Linked DNA regions of Homo sapiens: region 2 is linked to region 1. A link is an interaction called in ENCODE POLR2A ChIA-PET data of the cell type or tissue named here. Cell type or tissue: B cell. All regions are shown on one strand.

Region 1 (4,000 bases):
CCAGTGCACGCAGACTTGTTCCCGTGTCACTGACCTCATCCTCATCGTGGGTTGCTCTGGTTTGCCTTGGTCAATATTAATCATTTCCCCCTGCCTCCCAGCTTCACTAGTTTAACTATGACGTGCATGTGCTTTTGTGGGTACCCTAAGAGTCCAGGGGCGCTGCTAAGAAAGACAAATACACACACGTAGGGAAGAAACACAAGTACCTTGCGTCTTCCTAATCTAACAGTGTCTGGATTGCTTCAGATTCCTGGAGTAGCTGGACTGAAGGCAGAGATGAGGGGCTTGTTGACCTGGGAGCTCTTTATAGCTAATGCTGCTCGGCTTCAGTTCCTGAGGCCTGCTGCCGTAGGGCCTGCCTGCAAACGCACTGTCACCACCCCCCGCCGCTGCAGCCCCCCAGGAGTTACGCTTTTGCAGAAGACCCAGCTGCCTAAGTAAAATTAAACACCCTCAAGCTGTTTGAGGCTCTTAAAAACATTTTCTCAGCACTGAACTTCTCTGAAGATCTGAGACTATTAGCACAAAACCAAGAGTTCTCTCTAAACTGCTTTTCTCTTTCCCCTGAATGCAAATGAACTTCCCCTGCTGGTTTCCATTCATCTGACAGGTCATAATTGTGACGTTGGTAAAATAGAGAAAGTTCCCTTTTGAAAATTGAGCTATGAGAACTTTTTTTGTTAAAAAAAAAAAAATAGAATATTTGCTTATTTTAAAAATAGAGTGACACAGTGATAATGGTGTCATCATTTAAACTCTACCCTATAAACTCTAGTTTGGACATGTCTTGGCTTATTGGAAATAATGAAAGTATTAACGCTGTGGATTTTTTGTTATAGTGGGTGTCACTGTTAGGAATTGTGAGTCACAGACATCTGGTCATCGTGCCTTCAACCCACAAGCAGTTATTGCCTCACATTAGAAACAAGTTTGGCCGGGCACTGTGGCTCACACCTGTAATCCCAGCACTTTGGGAGGCCGAGGAGGTGGGGGGTGGGGGGATCACCTGAGGTCAGGAGTTCGAGACCAGCCTAGCCAACATGGCGAAACCTGTCTCTACTAAAAACACAAATATTAGACAGGTGTGGTGATGTGTGCCTGCAGTCCCAGCTACTCAGGAGGCTGAGGCAGGAGAATCACTTGAACCTGGGAGGTGGAGGTTGCAGTGAGCCAAGATCATGCCACTGCACTCCAGCCTGGGTGACAGAGTGAGACTCCGTTTACAAAAAAAAAAAAAAGAAAAAAACAAGTTTGCAGAAGGCAGCATGGGGCTGGTATAGGGGCCCCACTAAGTCCTCGAGGATCCAGGTTATCTCTTTCGGCCCCACTCTCCCAGCACTTAGTGTCCAGCTCTGAGGTTGTTTCATGGTCTAGAATGGCTGCTGGAACTCCAGCCAGGACACTCACACTGCAGTCTGGACCATGGAAGAAGAACTGAAGTCCAAAATGATACATGCCTCCTTCCTTTAAAGACCCTTCCCAGAAGTCCCACACACCGCTTCTGCCACTGTCTCCTGGCCAGAACCTCACCGTAAGGCCACACCAGCTGCAGGAGGAACTGGACAAGGTTCCAGTCTTGCTAAGGAAGAAAGGGAAGGCAGAATAAAAACGAGTGCACTTCACGCCCCACATCAGGACCTGTGGCCTTCGTTATAATTTAGGGTCTCTGTATCACAGTAGACAGACCCCGTGGTTAGAGGCCTGCTGAGTGTAGGTTTCAGGTCTTCCTGTCTCTTACCTTATCAAGTTATTTAAATTTATAACATAGCCAAGCGTGCGTCTATCCAGGAAGTGTGTTCACATCTAGTCAGCATGGTCATCTTGAAGGGCTCAGGGAAAGACCCTCATACCCCACCTTCACCAATCCCTTGGTCATGAAGGATGTTGGCTCCTCTCACCTGCACCCTCTACCCAATGTGATGTTTGTAGGCACCCCATGAATAAACATTTTATGAATGAGTTGATATTAGTGGATTACACGAGCAACTACATCATTTGAAAAAAAAAATGATTATAAGAAGCTAAGAGAAGTTGTGACACTAATCCAATACTGAGATGCTTGTTTTAGATGATGTCATACTTTCATAGCAGACACTAGAGAAGCGCCCTTTGCCCTCCTCCCCACTCCTGGGGCCTTCCCCACACGTGGCCTCAGAAACTTCTTTCCCACGCTTGGGCCTCCCAGGGCCGCCCCATCCTGCAGGCTCAGGGGCTCAGACTCTGAACTATTAGCTCCATACTAGCCCTGCGCTATCTGGGGAATAAAACACTCTCTGTACTCTTGTCTCTATAGAAAAACTTTTTTTCAGTTGCAGGATAAGCCAATTAGAAATGAATTTTGGGCACCAAACTGATTCATAAGTCGGATGTTGCTTATCTTCACTTTACTTTAAAATGAATTGCTTTTATGTGTCTTTCAAGGAAAAAAATATTCTCAAAAAATCTGTAGCACTAATGATTAGCCTTACTTTGGGCTAATTTCCCTTTTGATAGAAACGAATGATTGTACCAACAACTTAAATTTCCCTTGGGGCTGGGCACAGTGGCTCAAACCTGTAATCCCAGCACTTTGGGAGGCCAAGTTGGGCAGATCACTTGAGGTCAGGAGTTCGAGACCAGACTGACCAACATGGTGAAACCCCTGTCTCTACTAAAAACACAAAATTTAGCCAGGCTTGGTGGCAGGTGCCGGTAATCCCAGCTACTTGGGAGGCTGAGGCAGGAGAATCGCTTGAACCCGGAAGGCAGAGGTTGCAGTGAGCCAATATCGTGCCACCGCACTGCAGCCTGGGTGACAAAGTGAGACTCTGTCTCAAAAAATAAATACATGAAAAATAAAAAATAAATTGCGCTTGGAAGAATAAGAAGTTATTTATATTTAGTTTTTTGTTTTAAAAGTATGCATGGGGAAGCAAGACAGCTGATCCCCATCAAAATTAAGCTGCTGGGCTTAGAAAGTGTTTTGGGGGAAGGGGTTGTATTTTATTTTGCAGGTGGTTTTTCTTCTTTTTGACAAAATCATTAGGCCTTTGAAGGACATTTTTGATCTAAGCAAAGCAAAGATAAAAGGTAGTGATAGAAGGTGACGTTTTCACTTGCTCCCTAACACTTGTGAGTCAGGCAAGGAAGAAGGACAGACGTGACTCGTCTGGGACGGTCTGCACCGGAGCATGTGGGGGGCCTGGTCTGTGCGCAGGTCAGCCCTTCTGTGGGTAGTGGTTTTCTCAAGATGCCACTACCTGGCTCGGGTCTCCGTGACCTTGTCCTGCAGCTCGTTGCCTAGACAACCAGCAGGCGGGAGCCCAGACGCCGGTCCACACAGGCAGTTATCAGGGCCAGAGGAGTGGCAGAGACTCCAGCGAGCACTGGGGCATCCATGGCACCCGAGGCTTCCAGGCGCCTCCTGCCCATTCCACACAAAGCAGAAATCTGGCAGCTGGAAGCAGCATGGTCTCAGCCGGGGACCTCCTTAATGAGATACCTAATCAATGGGGAGATGCCGCTGATAGTCACGGCTCCCGCTGCATGGAAAGGGCATGCTCTTGATTTTGTACCTGGAGAGGGAAATGAGGAGTCCCAGTTAATTGGGAGATCCAGCAAGAGCCTCACTCTGGAGCCTCATAGTCTCCTGTGCCAGGGCGAGCTCCACCTTGGTGACAGAAGGCGCAGCCCTCTGGCTGCCCTTTTCATTTCTTTTCTCTTTTTCGTCTTTTTCTTTTCCTTCCTTCCTTCCCTTTCATTTATTTCATTTTCTTTTCTTTTTGTAGAGTCAAGGTCTCACTCTGTCACCCAGCCTGGAGTGCAGTGGCATGATCACAGATCACTGCAGCCTCAAACTCCTAGGCTCAAATAATCTTCTTGCCTCAGCTTCTTGAGTAGCTGGGACTACAGGCGCATACCACCATACCTGGCTAATTTTTAAGTGTTTTTGTGGAGATGGGGTCTTGCTATGTTGCCCAGGCTGGCCTCAAACTCCTGGCCTCAAGCGATCCTCCCG
Region 2 (4,000 bases), 520 kb before region 1:
TGGTCTCATTTTTTCTGTTTTCAGGAAGAGTTTTTGTAAGATTGGTGCTTTTTTAAAGATTTTGGTAGAATACATTGGTGAAATCACCTGAGTCTGGTATATTCTTTATCTAATGCCTTTACTTGCAGATTCAATTTCTTTAATAGTTGTAGTACTATTCTGATGTTTTAATTTTTTATGTCAGTTTTAGTACATTGTAATTTAGATTGTAATCTTCCTCTACACTTGAAAATTTATTTTACTATCATGCTGACCATAATATCCTCTTGTGATTAATATCTTAGGTTGTTAAGCTATGTCTCTTTTGTTCATTCTATAATTGACTGTTTTCCCTCTCTTTTTCTTAATCTCACCAGATACTTTCAATTTTGTTAATTTGACAATTTTATTTATTCTCAATTCTGTTTGTCTTTCTATTTCCTATTTTCTGGTCTTCATTTCTTTCCTTCTACTTTCTATGGATTTAATGTGTTGTTTTTCTAACTTTTTGAGATGGATGCTTAGTGTGCTTATTTTTCTGCCTTCCTGCTTTTTCAGCGGTGTAAGTGCATGGGATACGTGTAGGAGATTTTCTGGTTTTTGAAATAATTGATTTAGGCCAAATGTACTGTAGTCAGAGAATTTTTAGTTTTAGGCCTTTGAAATTTGTTTAAATATGATACATAGCTCAGCATTTGTTCAATTTTTGAAAATATTTTCTGTACGCTTGTAGGGAATGTCTGTTATGTGACTTAATGTCTGCTTCACTTAGGTGAGATTTAAATCGGAATGCTCAAGCTGCCTGCATTCTTAAAATTATTGTGCTGTTTTAAAATCTCCCACCATGATTGTGGGTTTGTTAATCATTATAGGTATATCAACATTTGCTTTAAACATTTGAAGCTATATTTTTAGGTGCATACAAATTGTGCATAAAATTTGTTGCATTAAATTCTTCATAAAATTGTTTTGGTGCATAAAAATTGTTCTTGCTAACAAATCAAATCCTTTATTGAGCATGTCTCTCCTCAGTGTGTAGTAATGCTTTTTTCCTAAATCTAGTCTGAGATTAACAATGTCAATACCAGCTTTCTTTGGTTAGTGTTAGCATGTTATATTTTTTGCCATTATTTTACTTTTAATCTTTCTGTATCTTTATATTTCAGATGTTATAGGGACATACTGTTGGATTTTGCTTTTCAACCAGTCTGACAGTCTGTATTAGCCTGTTTCTTGCATTGCTATCAAGAAATACCTGAGACTGGGTAATTTATAAAGAAAAGAGGTTTAACGGGCCCATAGTTCTGCAGGCTGTATAGGAAGTGTGGTGTGGGCATCTGCTTGGCTTCTGGGGGGGCCTCAGGAAGCTTGCAATCATGGCAGAAGGCGAAGCGGGAGCAGGCATGTCACATGGCCAAAGCAGGGATGGGGAAGGTGCCACACACTTCAAACAACCAGGTCTTAGGAGAGCTCACTCACTACCGCAAGATAACACCAAGCCATGAGGGGTTCACCGCTATGACCCAAACACCTCCCACCTGGCCTCACCTCCAACACTGGGGATTACATCTCAACATAAGATTTGGAGGGGCATCCAACTATATCACAGTCTTTCTACTTACACTTAATGGAATTTCCAGCATGGGGGTTTGAATCTGCCCACTTTATTTGCTTTTTATTTGTTTCACCTAGACTTTGTTCTTTTTCTTTTGGCATTCTTAGAGATCGTTTAAGAGTTTTATATGATTCCAATTTTCTCCTCTGTTGATTTGGTAATTATATATATTTATATTATTTTAATGATTACCCAAATAATTATAACCTGTCTCTTGGCTTACTGATGTTTAGTAAAAATTCTTTGTTTTCTTTTAAATGTCTTATTTGGCATTCCAAGGATCACAAAATACTCAATTTACTCCATACTTAAAAAGCTTTTCTTGTTTTATGTTTTATTTCTATATTTAACCCAATAAGACATGATGATGATTTATAAATAACCAGTATTTCTGATCTTTCATCTGAGATTAGTTTTCTTCTTAAAGAATATCCTTACTTTTTTTTTTTTTTTTTTGTAAGGGACTGCTGATAATGAATTTTGTTTGTTGTCTCTCTACAATGTCTTTATCTCCCTGTTACTCTTGATATGTATTTTTGCTTGCTATAGAATTGTTAGCAGCAACTTTTAGCACTTTGAATGTATTTTTTCATGTCATTTCATTTTAAAAGTTGGCTGTCAGTCTTTTGTTATTTTTCTCTTTGGTTTTTATCCATCTTACTGTGATGTGGTTGGGTAGCTTTTGTTTTACCCTACAGTTTAGAGGAAAAATCGTTGAAATAATTTGAGGCTAAGGGAGATGATATCTTCCAGACTGGATTTATGTCTGCTTCTGACAGGGAGCAAGGAACACTGGCAATTGCAGATCACTTTCATTCGTTTATTGGAATTGAGCTGATTGGAGCTGAGCCTCATCCTTATGAGAACCAGTTGGATGCTGGTTTACCTTTACTGCTGGGGTGTATCCCTTTGTGGTCTCATCCCAAAGCATGGATGTTTTACTGTGGTATCTTTCTCTCCCTCAAACATACACACACACACACACACCTCCTAACCCCCCAATGCCAGTCATTCATTGGCAGATTCAGTTTTTATACCTGCACTCCCACAAGAACAACTTTGCTTAGCCTTTTCTTGAAGCAGCAGATATGCTTAGGGAACAGCATCCCCAGTGTTGGGCTTACCTCTCTGGGTTACTTTCTTCTCTTAGATTTTGGCCCCATAAATTTACACTGCTTTTTAAGCTTGCTGGTGCTTTCAAAGATAAGTTTTTGAGTATGCTATTCAGTTCTAATTGTTCTTAGCGAGAGGTTGGTTTGCTTTACCTAGTCTGCTGTTACTGGAGGCAGAAGTCTTAACATGTATTTTTTGTTGTTGTTGTTGTTAAATAGTTTATGTTTCTTAACTGTTGGGCCTATTTCAGTTTTTTACTCATGGTTCCTATTTATGTCTTTCTTATAAGTAATTCTAACAGTTGAATGAAATTACCAAGAATTATACTTGCAATCACAATGACTCAGTGGCTTTTCAATCTCAATATCTTAAGTTTTTGGTTTTAAATTATTATCTGATTCAATTTTACCATGTCTTTCATTCCTGATGATTTTTAAAAAACAAATGATAATCAATTTTGTAAATAACCTGGTACTATATAATTAAAGTTGATAGCAGCTGTCTTTTTCATTAGGATATTTAACTGGTATGCCCTTAATTTTTTTGTTGCCATTAGATCCTACATCATGCTTATAAAGATCAAACTAATACAGTAGCCTGCTCTTTTCCACAGTTTTGCCTCCTTCAGTTTTAGTTACCCATGGTCAACTGAGGTGCAAAAATATTCAGTGGAAAATTCCAGAAATAGTTCATAAGTTTTAAATTATATGTCTTTCTTAGTAGCGTGATGAAATCTTCCCACCAATTTGCTCCATCCTGGTAGGATGTGAGTCTTTCTTTTGTCCAGCTTCTCCACCCGTCTTCACTTGTTGCCCGTTAGTCACTTAGTAGTGTTTGGTGATCAGATCGACTCTAGGGATGTTGCAGTGCTTGTGTTAAAGTCACTCTTATTTCGTAATGGCCCCAAAGTGCAAGAGTAGTGTTGCCTGCAATTTGGATACACCAGAGAGGAGCTATCAAGTGCTTCCTTCAAGTGAAAAGAGGAAGGTTCTCGACTTAATAAGGAAAGAAAAAATAATGCTGAAGTTTCTGAGGTCTGTGGTAAGAATGATCTTTTTTATGTGTAATTACAAAGAAGGACAGAGAAATTCATGCTTTGCACTCCAAACTTCAAACGTTCCAGCCACAGTGAGTGATAAGTGCTTAGTTAAGATGGAAAAGGCACTACATTTGTGGGTGGGGAAGATAGGAACAGAAACATGCTCTGATTTATGGCAGTCGGATTTGGTACTATCTGAGGTTTCAGGTATCCACTTGGAGGTTTTGAAACGCATCTCCCAATGATAATGGGGG

The links. Peaks named below come from ENCODE experiments on the same cell type or tissue, not always from the same donor. Only the 100,000 strongest peaks of a DNase experiment are listed, where the experiment ranks them.
Region 2: POLR2A ChIA-PET joins it to region 1 with 5 read pairs; 2 of 35 experiments call an interaction of 5 or more read pairs at or near these places.

The regions. Positions count from the first base shown.
Region 1 is chr18:13,567,068-13,571,067 of GRCh38, forward strand. The region is part of intron 4 of LDLRAD4 (low density lipoprotein receptor class A domain containing 4); the gene reads left to right. Among named protein-coding and RNA genes, the nearest start is that of MIR4526, 42 kb to the right of the region's middle. RefSeq lists enhancers at 1-228, 1,910-2,059. In B cell, no CTCF peak of the experiment used is centred here; DNase peaks (open chromatin) are centred at 24, 574, 1,457 and 2,134; H3K4me3 peaks cover 1,103 bases; H3K27ac peaks cover 2,013 bases.
Region 2 is chr18:13,044,798-13,048,797 of GRCh38, forward strand. The region is part of intron 15 of CEP192 (centrosomal protein 192); the gene reads left to right. Among named protein-coding and RNA genes, the nearest start is that of CEP192, 55 kb to the left of the region's middle. In B cell, no CTCF peak of the experiment used is centred here; no DNase peak of the experiment used is centred here.